Linked DNA regions of Mus musculus: region 1 is linked to region 2. The links are chromatin loops, found by intact Hi-C in ENCODE. Cell type or tissue: left cerebral cortex. All regions are shown on one strand. Links, peaks and the distances in the headings refer to the core of each region. The heading gives the core; the rest is flanking DNA. Region 1 overlaps Astn2 (astrotactin 2). Region 2 overlaps Astn2 (astrotactin 2).

Evidence for each region. Hi-C counts contacts between places; a loop is a spot of excess contacts. Peaks named below come from ENCODE experiments on the same cell type or tissue, not always from the same donor. Only the 100,000 strongest peaks of a DNase experiment are listed, where the experiment ranks them.
Region 1: it touches region 2 in a loop (2.1-fold over the local background); 2 of 42 quality-filtered maps call a loop at or near these places.

Annotation. Positions count from the first base shown.
Region 1 is chr4:66,399,619-66,402,542 of GRCm38, forward strand. The region is part of intron 1 of Astn2 (astrotactin 2); the gene reads right to left. Among named protein-coding and RNA genes, the nearest start is that of Astn2, 3.4 kb to the right of the region's middle. In left cerebral cortex, for the core only: a CTCF peak has its summit at 1,639; DNase peaks (open chromatin) are centred at 1,673, 1,882 and 2,353; H3K4me3 peaks cover 1,197 bases; H3K27ac peaks cover 388 bases.
Region 2 is chr4:66,330,321-66,333,244 of GRCm38, forward strand. The region is part of intron 1 of Astn2 (astrotactin 2); the gene reads right to left. Among named protein-coding and RNA genes, the nearest start is that of Astn2, 73 kb to the right of the region's middle. In left cerebral cortex, for the core only: no CTCF peak of the experiment used is centred there; a DNase peak (open chromatin) is centred at 1,188.

The DNA.
Region 1 (2,924 bases), core at 253-2,752, 69 kb after region 2:
AATATCCTTTCAGGGATCTAGCATCAGAATTTTGCCAGATATTTCCAGGTGCATTTAAAGATGGGCTCAAGGACTGTCTTTCTTCACATCCCTACTGGCTATTCACAGCAATGTTGTCCCGTCAGGTTTACACACTAGAGCAGATTACACAGAAATGATGTTTACTCAGATTTAGCACTTTTTGTTCTTCTTTGACTAAATCAGGGGAGGCTGTAAACACTGTGGCCTCTTGACTATCACGGACAGAAGAAAGGATTACATCTCCCTATTTGTGGGCATGAAAGTTAAATCCAGGTGCAGACTGCAGGGTTACCTGGCAGCGGACAAGGACTGTGTGACACACAGGTTCACCTCAGAAGCCCTTCTATCCTTACCAACATTCCAATGTTACCAACAATGGAAAACAGAAGTGAGAAGCACAAGGAGTGAGTCAAAGTGGCAGAGTAGGTCAGAGCACTTCAACTTCATAGACACTTTACACTAAAGAATTATTTTAGGGCTCATCTACCCACTCATATTAAAGCACAGAGACCTGAGTTTCTGGAGGAGTAAATGACCTATTCAAGGTCACTGTGAGCCATAGAAGAGATTACTAGATCCTAGCACTAAGTTCCCATGTTACATTTTAGCATTCAAAGTTCCTTCAAATTTTCTTCTATAATCTTCAATGCACATAAGCTCATTTTTTTCTGCTATGCAAAGTGTCCACAAATTTCCTAGAATCTATAGATATGACTTTCTTCCCTGATGTCACGTCATCTCCGCACTCATAGGAACCATGGAGCAGTATGCTGCTGACATCCCAGAATCCTAGGACTTTATTATTTACTTCATGTATCACTTTCAAACCCTCCTATTCAGCTCACTGACACAGTGGTGATCCCTACAAAGATGTTTTTTCTTCTTGTTGATGACTAGAATTTTTCTCTATCCAATACCTTGTCCAGTATAAATAGCACACTTTGTTCAGAATGCCAACTTGACAATTGCCAAGAATATAAGCATCCAAGAGATTAAGATCTCAGTTCCAATCCTACACTTATAGTTCCACTTTCTACTGGAGTCTTTAAGAACGTGTCCTCATCTACCAAATGGGATAGCAGTAGTTCGTTTCCCATATTATTTTGTGTGAATTAATAATGCATGGTAAGAATAATACTCCCAGCATGACATTAAAGATTCAATAACTACTTGCTATTCTTTGATCACTTTTAGGGACATTTTACTTTGTCAATGCCATTGACATAATCAGATTCAAAATAAGAGGTCCAGACATTGAAAGTTGGGAGATCTTAAACATTTAAAATGAACTCCCTTCTACAGAAAGCAGGTCTGATTTAATGGGAGAATGTAGATACAAAAAGGAAGGGATCTAAAGAAAATGAGTTCAATCCCTCAAGAATTACCAATAGCAAAGCTAATAAGACTAATTAAAAAAAAAACAGAATGAAATAAGAAAAGATGACTTTAGTGACTAAGGATGCTAGACAATGTGTGCAGAGAATTATACTAAGGGTCCCTAACTAGGTGTTTGTATTTTTTGCAGCCATTAATACAATCAGCAACTCTGAGCCCAGGACCCAAGACATGGCAGGGAAGGTTTTGCCAGGCAGCATCCTCCCCTAGTGGTGGCTCCACACTCCCCACTAGTGGCAGGATTTGAGCCCCGATTTTGTGCACACAGCTGTTACCCCTCCCTAAAAAAAAAACAAAGTTGCGGTGAAAATCTAACCTAAGGGTCCAGAAGCAAATGCTAGACAGCAGGCGTAAAGGTTCAGAGGTGCAATGGCGCTGCCTTACAAGCTTGGGGAAGAGGTGAGCATAAATAACTCACACTGCCCACCCCCTCCTTGTGCTGCCACCAGCCCTCATTGCCAGCCAGCCTGGCCCTCTCCGAGCTCATTGTGCACTCCATGTTTACATGCAAACAGTCTAAGACCAACACAAATAAAAAGCCCACGTCTCCCTACACAGCTCCTGCTATACCCTGCCATCTGCTGAGTACCTCGCTAGCCAAATCCCTGTCGGGAGCTCTTGAGCTGCCAATGCAGGACTCTGGGGTGGGAAGAGGGGTGGGGGTGGGAACCCAGATCCCTGGGTGGGTACAAAAAAAGCTTAGTGCAGCCAAAGAGGTAAGTATCAGGCCATTCTAGGGGGCAGAAGTTCTCCAATCACCCAGCTCCCGGCTGCGCATTAGCACAAGGCTCCAAATGGAGAGAGTATCAGGGACTCTCAATCTTATTCTGTCCGAGGAGCTCAAAACTTCCAGCTCAGGATTCTGTTGACTTTTACTGAGGTAGTCATCCTCTTGAAAGCCAAAGTTTAAAATGGCACGAACTGCTAGCTCCAGAAATTTGCGGGCACCTCTATATCTAGCTGGCCCTGATCCTCACATATTTGATGAACTGGAAAGCTCTGGAGTTCTGACTGACAGTGGAGACACTACTCATAGGCCTGCACTCTTTCTCCCTCACTTGGATGAATATTCAAAAATCTTGAAGGGGAGATATGTCAGAATGGACGGAAAGGGGCATGATTGAAATAGGTGGAGATCACTTTTGTATATTGGGAGAGAACATACATACACAAACTCAAGCCTGAGGGAGCTTGGTGCTCCCAAGAACTCCACCTAGACCCTCTGTACCGACTTCCTCAGACGTGAGCTGCATGGGTGCACATAAAAAAACACTACTGTGAGTCTGTGTACATGAGTCTATGTGTCCTTTGCATGAGAGAGAGAGAGAGAGAGAGAGAGAGAGAGAGAGAGAGAGAGAGAGAGAGAGATTGATTGAGATTGAGCCATACTGCCACCGGAAGTCTCCCGGGAACCCACCAGTAGTTTTCCTGCTTTGCCTCCACTAGAAAGCTCCACATACTCATGTAACAACCAGTCAGAAAAGCATGGTGCCTCCAAACCTAGTGGT
Region 2 (2,924 bases), core at 169-2,668:
GAGTTAAACTAGCAGAATTGGGAGTAGAGACACAAACCATATTTAAATGGTAACAGTGCAGCCGGGACTTGGTGGCACACAGGTCGATACAGAGAAACCCTGTCTTGAAAAAAACAAAAACAAAAACAAAAACAAAAACAAAAAAATGGTAACAGTGTTTCATCTGTGCTCATTTTCTATAAATTTATAGGAATTACAAAATTACAAGTCCTTTTTTTTTTTAACACAAGGTGGCTTAGACAATGTTTAGAGGGATTAATTATTCCTGTAAGGCAGTCTGGAAGAGAAAAAGCCAGACCAAACAAAGACGCTGTCGTCAGGGGAAACCTATGCTCAGGACCATAGAGAACTGAGTGTCCTGAGCCCTGATGCCTTTGGTTTGGTGTCAGAGCATGCCGGGCAGGTGGGAAATAAGGCTTGGAAACAGATGCTAGCAAGGCACTGTTAAGAGTGCTGCTAAGACCATTAGCATGTCAATGAAGGATTCCAAGCAGAGAAAGCCTGTCATAGAGAAGCAAATGTCTAGTCAGATGGCTTGACACAGCCAGCAGTGAGTCCTTTGTGTCCAGCAGTAAAGAAGGAGTGGAGGTAATTTGCAAGTTAAACATCAGTTTCGTCATCACAGTGTATCCTGTCCTGATAGTATCCCCTATGTTGGTCAGTGGAGAGAAGAAAGCAGAATTTCTTTCTTTCTTTTTTAAAATGTTATATTTTATTTATTTACTTTCCATCCTGCTCATGTCACTGCCCCCTCCTGGTTACTCCTTCCCACAATCCCTTCCCCATCACCCATCCCCATGTCCTCTGAGTGGGTGTGGGCTCCCTGTGTATCCTCTCACCCAGGCCTTTCAAATCTCAAGAAAGCAGAATTTCTTTATGGGAACTGAGTTGAGAATATGAAGGGAGAACACTATTTGTTCTTATTGCCCATCTTATCAGAAACAAGGAGGAACATTTTGGAGAAAGACACAGACACCTGTACAGAACTAGAGAATGGAGTAACAAAAAATTAAGGTTAAGTCTATGACAGCAAACCTATTACTAAATATGAAGAAATATAATCTGCATACTGGATCATGCAACTCCCACTCACAACCCTTCATATCTACCCAGAAAATCTGAGAGTCAAGTGCAAACTCCCACTCAATATCAAAGATCCCATCTGCCAATCATTTTTATATCTCACTCTCCTTGTAGAATTTACCACTGGGATCCCAGTCTTACAACATTTTTAAAAAGGAACAGAAACAAAGTAAAGCCAAGTTCCCAGTCTTCTGCCTGTTTGAAAGCTGTGCTTGGAGGCCGATCTTCCTTTACTTGAGCCCAAGTCTTACACTGTTATTCGGTAATATTTTAGGAGTATTTCACCATCACCCTGAAGCCTTCCCTGACTATACAGATAGTGCAAGCTGTTCAGTACACCTTTTTAAAAATGTGTTTCAGGTTTTTTTTTCCTATAAAGAATGAGTTTGCTTTCCCAGCATCCTCTGCAAATAAAGAATAAAGGTGAATGTGTGAGACACTTTTGACAGAATTGTATGGTGAAATTGTTGGAAGAATTTCTAAAAAAAAAAAAAAATCCACTCTACTGAACTCGACTAAAGCAGAAAGCTCACAAAGAGAGCTATGATTTCACAATAAGTCTGCTTCTGACATTCTGCTAGTTCATGATTGCTGTGACCTTGTGGGCCAGGCTCATCTGGGTAACTCTGAGGGAACCAAAGACACCACCTTTAGGTGTGAAGTCACCTTGTATGAAGTTTTGGGTCACATGAAATAATTGAATGCTTCCATTGTCTAACTTCCTAAGGACCATAGAAGTTATAAAAGACACTACTTAATATCTTCTCAATAAAGTAAATGTGACGATTTTTCTAACATCAAAGCCATTTTGGATAGGAACACCTGGCCTTTTCAGTCTACCATTACCAGATAGCAACTCTTCCTTAGAATCAAAGTCCAAGCATCTTTCTCACCCTGGATTGAAGAGCATAGGTCTGACCTCAGAAAGCAATTACTAACTCTTGTAAAATCTAATCTGGCCCAAGAAGAGCTACACAAGGCCAAGACAGCATCTCCTGATCACTTCAGTTGACATTAAATGCCATGTACTGATTTTCATAGTATTTCCCCTGAGAGAAATTATTAGTTTAATGAGAAATATGGGCTCTCATCTGCCTCTAAGGATTTGTGACACTTGGTCATATTATTTCTACCAACCTGGAACCTCTCACACATTAAATACTCAGAGGTCAAATGAAAATCTCCCTTTTATATTTTACGGTTCTTACTTAGAGATAGGCAAATGGGCTCAAGGAGAGTCACCAGTTCATCAACAACTGAGGAAACTCATATACATATGCAAGGTTCCAGGTCCCAAGGGGATGATAAATAGAACTGGTAAAAGAGGAGCAGGAAGATGGTTAACTATGGCAGTTTCTCATAATACATCCTTCTACTTTCAGTTACCTGTGGTCACAGAGACAAAAACTATTAAATAAAAAGTTTCAGAAATAAACTATTCATGAATATTGACCATTTACTATTCTTAGTAAATAGTAGCACCATTTACTAGTAAGTGTAATGTCATTTCATTTCATTCCATCTGAGATAGGTTATCTAGCATACCCACACTATATATAGCATTCACATGGTAATCATTGCATAGGCATCTGAGTTATCAAATCTATGTTGAGGGTCATTCACAGTCCTTATCTTCACATACATTTTATTTTATTTAATAATGGCCATAACATTAAAGAAACTGCAAAGGGAAAAATTTATAATTTTTAGCCTTCTTTGAATCTGTTTTCTGAATATATAGGAATAGAATGTGAGAGAAATGCTGATGCGAAGAGGAAACCTTATCTTAGGACTTTAGCCTAGCTATTTCTTAGTTTGTATAGCCTTGCTAGTATTTAAGT